Linked DNA regions of Mus musculus: region 1 is linked to region 2. Evidence: chromatin loops called from intact Hi-C (ENCODE). Cell type or tissue: gastrocnemius. All regions are shown on one strand. Region 1 overlaps Dpp6 (dipeptidylpeptidase 6). Region 2 overlaps Dpp6 (dipeptidylpeptidase 6).

Evidence for each region. A loop is a pair of places that touch in the nucleus more often than their neighbours do. Peaks named below come from ENCODE experiments on the same cell type or tissue, not always from the same donor. Only the 100,000 strongest peaks of a DNase experiment are listed, where the experiment ranks them.
Region 1: a loop joins it to region 2, with 6 times the contacts of the local background. A loop is called at or near these places in 19 of 42 quality-filtered maps.

What each region holds. Positions count from the first base shown.
Region 1 is chr5:27,421,969-27,426,968 of GRCm38, forward strand. All of the region lies in intron 3 of Dpp6 (dipeptidylpeptidase 6), which reads left to right. Among named protein-coding and RNA genes, the nearest start is that of Gm52769, 76 kb to the right of the region's middle. In gastrocnemius, no CTCF peak of the experiment used is centred here; DNase peaks (open chromatin) are centred at 1,978, 2,959 and 4,594.
Region 2 is chr5:27,073,033-27,078,032 of GRCm38, forward strand. All of the region lies in intron 1 of Dpp6 (dipeptidylpeptidase 6), which reads left to right. Among named protein-coding and RNA genes, the nearest start is that of Dpp6, 26 kb to the left of the region's middle. In gastrocnemius, a CTCF peak has its summit at 2,161 (motif pointing right); DNase peaks (open chromatin) are centred at 2,181, 3,215 and 4,110.

The DNA of each region.
Region 1 (5,000 bases), 350 kb after region 2:
CCTCTTCTTCAACTCCTGCCTCCTGTCCTGCTTGAGGTCCTGCTCTGACTTCCCTCAGTGATGAGCTATAATCTGTGAAGTAAAATAAACCCTTTCCTTCCCGCATTGCTTTTGGTCATGGTATTTTAATCACACACAAGAGACCGCAACCAAGACAGAAGATGGGCTTCCTCCCTGTGCCCTGTGTCCTGATCTCTAAAAGACTCTGATATCTGTGAGCTCAGCTTTGTGGAAGACGTCTAGGGGATTTTTCTTGGTGATTTTTGCTGTGCTCTCAAGTGTTCTGTTCAGAACTCACACTAGCTTTACAGAGTGAGTGATCATAAGGAAAATGAGAGAGGCAGTAGAGGCCCCAGGGAAATACATTATTATATTAATTGACAATGCTATGTTTATCTACAAAATTAGTATTTGTTGTTGGGGGTGGAAAGATGGCTCAGTGATTAAGAACACTTGCTACCCCTGTAGAAGACCTGGATTTGGGTGCCAGCACATAGTTGACAGCTCATAACCTGTAATTCCCTAGGATTGCCTAAGGGGTCTGATGTCTTATTATGACCTTCGAGGCCAGCAGGCATATACTTACATGTAGTCAAAACACTCACATACATAAGAAGTCTATAAAAATGTCTAGTATTGATTTATAAACTAACTGAATAGTGAGCTACACAAACATTCCATTTTTCTAACTTCTTATAGACTCTCATTGTTTTGTTGTTTCAGGAGATTTTATATTTCCAATGAAAATGGTTCAAACATTAGTCCGCAGTGTCATTTTTACTGTGCTATGGATGACCCTAATGTAACTATCATGGTAAACTATGGAGTAGACAGTCTCTGGCTGTGGCTACATGGTCACCCACCCTAAGCAGCTCCTTGGTGCTCCTGTGAGGAGACAAGGAAAGATAAAGCTGACCATTCCCAGGTCTCGGAGCCTTCCAGCTCCACCTAAATTCATGGAAGTCACAGAGTTTCTGTGTGGGCTTCTGATTTGGGTATAGTTTTAAACATCCTTGTTAACGTTGATTGCTACATTAAGGCTGGGTCCTTCCCTCCTAGATACACCCAGAGGTGTGTCTCCATGGTGATGACACTCAGTGAAGTCAACAATGAAAATTTATCATCCATTTTCTTGGTAGTATCACTGGCAATTCTAAGATTTCTCTTCACGTTTGGTAGCCGTGACATAACACACAATTAAATCTTTGAGTGTTTGTTAGTGGAGAAAATAGAATTGCAGGAGACAATATGTGGCTTGGCACTCATTTACATTGCCATAAGACACTTTGGTTTAAGGGAGAGACATCGTTGATGGAGAGGTTAGTGAGCTGAGTGATACACCATGAGGAGATTCCTCAGTCACCCCTCACATGATCTAAGCCCCACCTCCTGTTATATTTGCCATCAAAATAAGAACCAGCAGTGACTAGTTTCACTGACTAAGCAAGAGGTCTTGTGGTCCAATTAGAATCAACTGGGAACCAGGCCTTCAACATATACCCTATCCAAACTGTAACAGTCCCAAAGTGCCCAGTCACTCTGCCCCTCTGCCCCCTGGCCCTGATGAGAAACTTCACATCACCGAACACTTCAGAACAGAAATCAGATGTGGTGGGAAGAAAGTAAAATTGTATTCTCTGGCCAATAAAATCAAATAAAATAAAATATTGATTTTCTAATGAACTCTTACATTTTCTAGATTCAACTTCATTAGGAGCATCTGTTATGTTTGCTGCATGTAGATACATCAAAACCCAATGGCATAAGTGGGGCAGGCATCAGAAACACACCACCCAGGGCTACAGTGTTCTGGAGTGCTGGGTGTGAGTGAGGTCTTTCTTTGTTTCCCTCCCTCCTCCAACGGGGCCTGGTATATAGGAATTACCTCAGAACAGAGCTGAGACAGATGTGTCCAAATATTTTCTGGAAACAGAGAGACCCCGAGGGACCTACTGCACACTTGAGCAGGCCAGCACTTACCATGGTGCCCAGTCCAGGCAGCAGCTGCCACAGCAGTGAACAGCAGACAACAGACAGGCTTTCTCATCCACAGTGAGGAAGGAGAGTGGAATGCTAAGCTGGCTCTCTCCTCAGCAGTCTGGGACCCCACGTCCCACATTCAGGGGTCTTTCCACCTCAGTGAAACTTCTCTGGAAACAGCCTCAGAGACACACCCAAAAGTGTGCCTCCTGTCACACAGACAATCAAACAAGCCTTTGGAAGCCCAGCATGTGTGAGTGTTGTTCTGTAAAGTTAGATATTATAGAACAGATTATGTTTTCCAGGTTAGAGTATGAACAGAAAGGTCCATGACCCGACTGAAGTTACACAGTTATTTGCAATTGTGGGGATTTTCAGAGTAGGCATCTATTCCAACCTTTTTCTGCCTCTGATGAGAAAATGAATCCAAGGGCTTCTTCACTTACCATGGTCACACAGACCTGTGACTACTGTGAAGCAAGTCTCACAGTTCTTAGGGCCTTGGCCCCAGCACTCACATCTTTCAGATTGTTGATGCTTGCCCTTGACTGAGTACATGTCCGTAATCAGCAAATCTTGGGCAGGTCAAAGCCAGAGTGAAGGATGCTATCCAAGGACAGAAGTGAGTCTACATCAGCTCTCCAACACCACCACCAATCAGAATTGGTGGCAGATGGCAGCCTGTGAGACGAGATGCAGATGCCTGAAGCCATTCACATGGTTTGATAAGCAGATGGCTATAGGCAAGCTACATACCACAGGAGAAATCCACCTCAGACAAAGTCTCACGTGTGACATCTGCCAACCCTCCCTGAAGGGCACAGCCCACTTGGCCCACCATGTCATCAGGCACTTTGAGACTTGACAGACTCAGATGAGCAAAGCAAGGGGAGAGAATTGTCCCTCTATAGGAGCCTGCCTCCTTCCCTCTGCAGAGTGAGAGCTGCTAATGCACAGTCTCTTGGTTTTCCACCCCAATGCCTTAGCCACAGTATTCTGGGCAGATACCCTGTGTCCTGCAGAGATGCCAGCCTTCTGCCTCTTGCATGTGTGATGATTCTGTGTCTTTGGGAAAAAGTTGTGCCAAGGTGAGCTCCTTTATTGTTCCTGCCCTGAACTCTTCCAAAATTGTTCTTCACATCTTCCCTCATAAATCAAACCATGAGGGATATGTGATAAAAGTCTCTGAGGCTCATACTCACAGATCTTAGTGCTGAGGTGCAGACCTGGCACCTGCCTCTCTCTTTACAGAGGCCCTCACTGGGCCAATTTCAACTCTATTGCTCTTGTCTTTCCACAACATACTTTATTATGAGGGAGCACTAAGAGCTAATGCAATCTGACCCTTGAGACACTCATAATAATAGGATTCCAGCCAAATTCCTCTGACTCCCAATCCGAATTGGGCTTCCAAGTGATCCAGTCTGTTTGTCAAAGTTTGTGCCATTCCAGAGAGCAGAAAATTATAAACAGTGTAAATTTAAGCAAGTTAGTATAAATTAGTCTGTCATCTTTCTTCTTCTTACCTTGAGTCAAGAGGTAGGAACTATGTTCTGCCTGATCCCCCTGTTTTTCCCAAATGATCTTTAACTGTATTTTCTCTTGTTGCTTCTTAAACTATCTGGGCATTCTACTGCACTGCTGCTGACATCATCTGTGATGCCACAGGGTCAGTGACCATTGCATCACTGCTGATGTTAGTGACATCATCTGTGATGCCACAGGGTCAGTGACCATTGCATCACTGCTGATGTCATCGATGATATCATGAGGGTGATGCCATCCACACTGAACCCTACAGACTATGAAGTATCAGATCTCCTTCATAGTTCTAGAAAATTTTAAAGACCTATGCCATGTTAGGCACTGCTGATAGTGTCATCAAAAGTGATATTTCTACCATGCTTAACACTAAACTGTATGTATGTGTGCAAATACATATAATAAGCCATTTTAGGTAAATATAAAGTACTATGATTTTCTATAGCTTTTCCAAATATCTTTCATGTTAGTCTACTTCCAATATCACCCAAAGATCTTGTGTTCTAGTTCTTCCCACCACAATGGCTCCAATGAGCGAGTCTGAGCTGAGGGGAAGAGACCGCATACCTCTAAGGATTCTGCTTGAGGCTTCTTTCTCTGCCTCTTCATGACAGTCAGTCTGTGGTGGGGCCTGACGCAGATTTCAATGTACAGATTCCAAGATAAAGTTTTTCTAGCCGTCAGCTGTTTCTCTTCTCCTCACCAGCTATTCTTGTTTTTAAAAAGCCCCCTGTGTTCCACATGGCCATTAGTTGTTGCTGGTAGCAGTTGGCTTTTTATCATGCAATTACTCAGGATGTAATAATGGATACCGAGTGTGGGAAGCCCACAGAACATAACCCACTATTTCTACAAAGCCACAACCCACATTTCATCACAGATGGTCCAGCCTCTACACTCAGAGGAGTGGAGGTTGCCAGAGGCAGGTGGCTGCAAATGCCCTAAACCTAGAGGGCCCAGTTCCTGACCACAACCTCATCTGGGTCATGATGAGCATGGCCAAGCCTCCTGATTCATTCTAACTCCTATATCCCACAGAATCACAGTGTGTATGTCCCTACAGGCTGTTCCAGCACAATGTTAAGATCTGGGAGCTCTAGAACCTGAGGGAGCACCTGAGTGCAGACCATTCTGGCATGGTCTTCCATGGTGCTAGTGATGCCCGTTTCTCCACCCACCTCTGGAGGCCTGGCTGCTGAACCTTCTCCTTCAGGTTCCTCTTGAAGGAACAGACAATTGGTGCTCAGATATCAAGGATCTTGATTAGAGCCATGCTATCAGGACTGAAAGAAAATTAGCCTTTTAAGCCAATGTTGCCAGCTTCAGACACTTTTGTGATGTGAACTACAAAAGGAGAAGGAAGAGAAAGAGGAAGGGGGAAAGAGGGGGAGGAAGAAGAAGAGGAGGAGGAGGGGGGGGAGGGAGGGGGAGGGGGGCGGGGAGGGGGAGGGGGAGGGGAAAGAGGAGGAGGAAAGCCA
Region 2 (5,000 bases):
CACACACATACACATATACTCATGCATCCAGACAAATGCACACATACACACCTCTCCTTTTAAGAAATAGGAAAAAAGCAAAAAACAAAAACAAAAACAAAAAAAAAACCAAACAAACCAACAAACCAAAACCCAGGCAATGTTGAAGATTCGGCTCTCCCAGCAGTTTCAGGTGACCATCCCTGCTGTGGACAGTGAGCAGCAGGACTTTGGGGCTGGAGGATGTGTGCACACACATAGGTGTTGTAAGTCAGAGCCCAGGATCCACAGTGCAAGCTACTTCCAAAGTAAGAAGTTCTTGCCACCTGCTCCGTTTTCTTCTTTACAACTCGAAACAAGAACAGGGTTGCTTCTCAGAAGCAGTTGTGATGTAGCTATCATGTTATAAAATTCCTGTTTACTCACTGGAGAAGTTCTGAAAATGTTAGGCTGTATTCTGGGACAGCAGCGTTACATACTGATATCCAGGTGCTTCCATACGGTAGTCACACACTTGGATTTCCACCCAGCTTCTGCAAATATGTCTCCAGGGGACTTCCTTCCTCACTGGCATAGGTAATCAATGTGCTTATCCAAAAGGCTAAAAGGCAATAGACAAACCCAGTGTCATCAATAAAATCCCTTTTGAAAAAAGGCATACTTCAGGGCTGAAGAGATGGCTCAGCAGTTAGGAGCACCGACTGCACTTTCAGAGTCCTAAGTTCAGTTCCCAGCAACCACAATGATGGTGCCGCACAATGGCATCTGATTGCATCTTCTGATGTTCATGAACACACACACACACACACACACACACACACACACACACACACACACAAAGTAATAAATAAAATAAATCTTTTAAAAAGGTGGGCATTCCCCCCTTGAGCCCTTAGTTAAAACAGTATACAAAACTTCCCAGCACATGGTTTTTGTTGCATCTTTTTGTTAATTGAAGGCATGGGAGATTGCAGACTACATTCACATAATTTCTATCAGGTAAGTTATCCATGGGGAGGCTTAACATGGATGAATGAATCATGTTTTAAAAGGGAAGTATATTATTAAGTCACTCATTCATTGAGCCCTCCTTTCTGTGTTATGGAACTTGGGATGCCCAAGTGTCACATGCACACACACTTGTATTGCCTGACAAGAACCAGAGTATAGGACAAGACTCACATATGTATGTCATTGTATTAGATGGCTTTACCCTGGAAGGCTGAACAAACATCTCACACAGGGCTTACCTCAGCTTTCAGTGATAAACAGGGCACTTGTATTGGTTGCATCATTTTAAAGATGGGGACGCTGGGAGTGAAAGCTAAGGAAGTGCCCTGCCACTGATTTGATTTGCCTGCCTACTGGCTGCACTTCTGACCCTTCTATCTGAGAAAGGAAAAAGAGAGACCAAAGGTCTCTTGGCCTTCTGTCTGCTGACCACTGCGACCCCTGGCCTTTCTTTGTCCCCCAATGATTTTATTTTATTTACATGTGGATGCACGCAGAAGCCAGAAGAGGGTATTTGATCCCAGGAGCTGGAGTTACAGGTGGTTTGAACCATCTATTGTGGATGCTGGACACTAAACTCAGGTCCTCTGAAAGAGCATCGAGTGCTCCTAATTTCTGAGTCCTTTAGCCCTGTGGAGTTTTCCTTCGTTCTCCAGCTGTAGCTGTTCAGTCTTTACCAACTGAGATCTGCCCAGATTCACTTTATGGAAATGTGCGAACCTAGAATAAGTTGCAAGGAATTACACGATGAGCCCATGGCACCCACTGCCTGCTGGGTGGTGAGCAAGATGGGCAGGCCATTCCCACCATCATCTAATTTCCTCCCTGTGGAAACGTTCTTCTGTGCTTCCTTGGATCTGGTGGTACACCTGTGTTATACTGAGCATGCTCATAAGCTCAGCTCTCGCATCTCTTCAAGCAAGTAGCAAGGAAGAGGGTCCTCCCTTGTCAATCAAAACCAGATTACTAGGAAACAGGGAAGGTTTCTTCCCTTTTCTCCAACTCAACTTTTTCTGAGCATGGGAAGAGTCAAGTTGACAAAATTAGTCTAAAATCCCAATCATTAAAAACAGCATTCTTAAACAAACAAAGCATTATGCACCCCCTTGACAGCTTCCATTTGTCTGCCTGATCTGGCTGGCGTGGGAAGAGCAGGAGTGTGTGATTTGTGAGTCTTGCCAGCAGAGGGCAGAGTTTACTGCTGAGACCCTGGTTTTTAGGGTTGTGCAGAATCGCAGCAAGACTGGGACAAGCAGAAGCTCGTCGAAAAACAACTCCTGTGTCAGCGGAGATGTTCATCACACTGGGGAGAAGCTGCAGCAGCCCCCCTTTACACAGCAAGGCATCCCTGTCTGGCCCTATCTGATTCTGTCCATAACCTCCGGGGTCTCTATGGAACTCTTCTGCAGCTGCTCAATGGTATCTGATTACATCACCACAAACAGACTTTGTGCAGAGGCCTGTGATCCTGCCCACGTTCATAGCATGCCCTGAGCCGTGTTGCTCCCATAGGGGACCCTCACAAGTGACACCCAGCACTCTTTTCCTGAATGGTGAAAGGGCTCTGGGCATCTCCCAGCCTTAGGACATCCATGCATGGCTGAATTGGGTTGTTACTTTGGAGTTACTCTAGCAGTAGGGTTTGCAGTGGTCTTCAAGCGGATGATTCTCCCCCAGCATGAGGGATCTTCATCTACAAGTGTAGGATTTGTCTTTGGGTATGGGTAAGGTTTTCTAAACACTGGTGAGTCCGCTGTGAATCTAATAGTAGGAGCCTGTGCTATATACAGCACAGGTGCAAGCGTCCTGAGGTGCTTGTCTGAGCACCACAAGGCAAGGAGCTGCAGTGCCTGGCCTTCATATTCATGGTCTGATCAGAGTCCCCTGTAGCTATCCTGATCTGCAACAGCTGAAATGGGGCTGCCTGCTTGCACAGGGCAACCACGGGGTCAAGTACAGTGGTGTTTTGCATGATTTTTACTGTGTGGGGTGTGCACTGTTGCATGTTTTAATTATGTAGCTAGGGTAAGGCTAGAAATGTAACAGACCAAGACTGAGCAAGGCAATGGAGAACAAATGGCTTCTGCCAATAGGGCATCAATCACAAGGTGAGGCCCTGGTAACTTTTTACATTATTGTTTTAATTTTTATTTCATATGCATGAATGTTTTGCCTGCATGTCTGATACCCGTGAAAGCCAGAAGAGGGCATCAGATCCCCTGGAACTGGAGTTACAAACTATTGTGAGCTTCCTTCCATGTGAGTGTGGAACTTGAACCTGGGTTCTTGAGAAAAGCATCCAGTGTTCTTGACTGCTGAGCCATCTCTCCAGTCCTGTGGCCTTGGTAATTGTGATCTGTACTCTGCACTGGGTGAAGAAAGAGTACTCAGCCTAATGAATGGACAGACAGACATACAGCTTACATAGCTCCTACTACAGTATGATTTTAACGATTTCCAAGTATAGACTCCTGTAGCTGTCATTCCTGTCTGTGAGGTGATATTTATAGCACCTATCTCAAGCTTCAGGGAACATAGGGAAAGACAGGCTAGGTCTCTGAAAATGCCAACTTGTACCTGGAAATTAGCATAAGACTGAAGAGTTTTCACAAATCAGTGGGAACAGCATTTATCCACCTGTGTGAAGAGCAGAAAATCAGCTTCCTTTATCTGACTCTAGGAACTAAAGACTAATGTTTTTAAATTATCAGGAGGAAATAGAAACTATTTCTGTAGAATAAGGCTATGACAGAACACCCTAATTATGACACAAAATGTTCACAACAGACAGGAAAAATGGATTACTTTTTTGCCTGGCAGAAGACAGATGAGAAATCTCTAAATTTTAGGAAGCCCTTGTTCTGAAGGCCCAAATCTTATGGCCTTTGATCTGGTGCCCTTGGTATCCAGAGTTTCTGTGTCCTGGATCTGATGGCCCTGAATTTGGTGGCCTTTGTGTCTAGTGGCCTTGAATCTGGTGGCTCTGGTATTTAGAAGCCCTGATATCTATTGGTGCTGGGTCCTAAGGTTCTAGACCTGGTGGCCCTGATGTCTGCTGTCCCCTCTGTGGCTGGCAGTGCCAGACAGCTGGTTTTATTCCAGCCAACCTGCAGGGGCTAAGGATACCTGGAGCCTCACAGGGCAGGCTCTTCACTCCTCCAAATGGCCAGCATCCCTGAGTCCTGCCCTAAATGCCAGCAGAGCCTCTCCCTGTGACCTTTGGAAAATTCTCCCCTCTTTAAAATACTTCTGAGGAGGAGGTGGGAGATACAATTGAGAGATGTAGCGATTAGACCCTTCCTCCCCAAAGTCCCACTGCAGAGGCACCTCCCTGGTTCAGGCTTTGGGCAGTGGATGCTTTCACTTTGCTTACTTCAGGCATCAGACATTCAACCATGACTGTGCCCTGAGCAGGTCCTGTGTATCACTTCTGCATACCTTAGCATCATCATTTTAATTGGCTTTTTGGCAGGCAGCGAAGATGTATGCTAAAGGCAGACATGTTGTCATCTGCTTCTGTAAATGCTGCAGACATTCTACCACCTTTGTAAAAACAAAACAAATCAAAACAACCCAGAGAAATGTACTAGAAAAGTACTGAGAACCAGAACAGTTAAAAAATAAAGTTATTTCTTACTATACATCTCAACTGTCTAAACATATATCTGTTAACCATTTCTACCATAATAATAGTTATAGCCCTATAATAGATAGTAACACTATATAGACTTCCTACCCTGAGAAGAGAGTGTGAACATCCTGTTACCGGATGAGCAGTGGTGAGGAGAAGATGTCTCAGGGATAAATTTGTCCCTAAGGTCGTCATTTAGTGACAGAGTGATGGTGGATTGCCTACTGACAGGTGACTATATTAGAAACTGCTGTAAGATGTACATGAGGAAGATCTGGAGGCTAGAAATATTCAGGGACCTTTTGTTGTTGTTTTTAAAATATCTAGCCAACTCCTAAAAAGAAATGAGTGGTTGTCATGGCAACCTCAGTATCACATG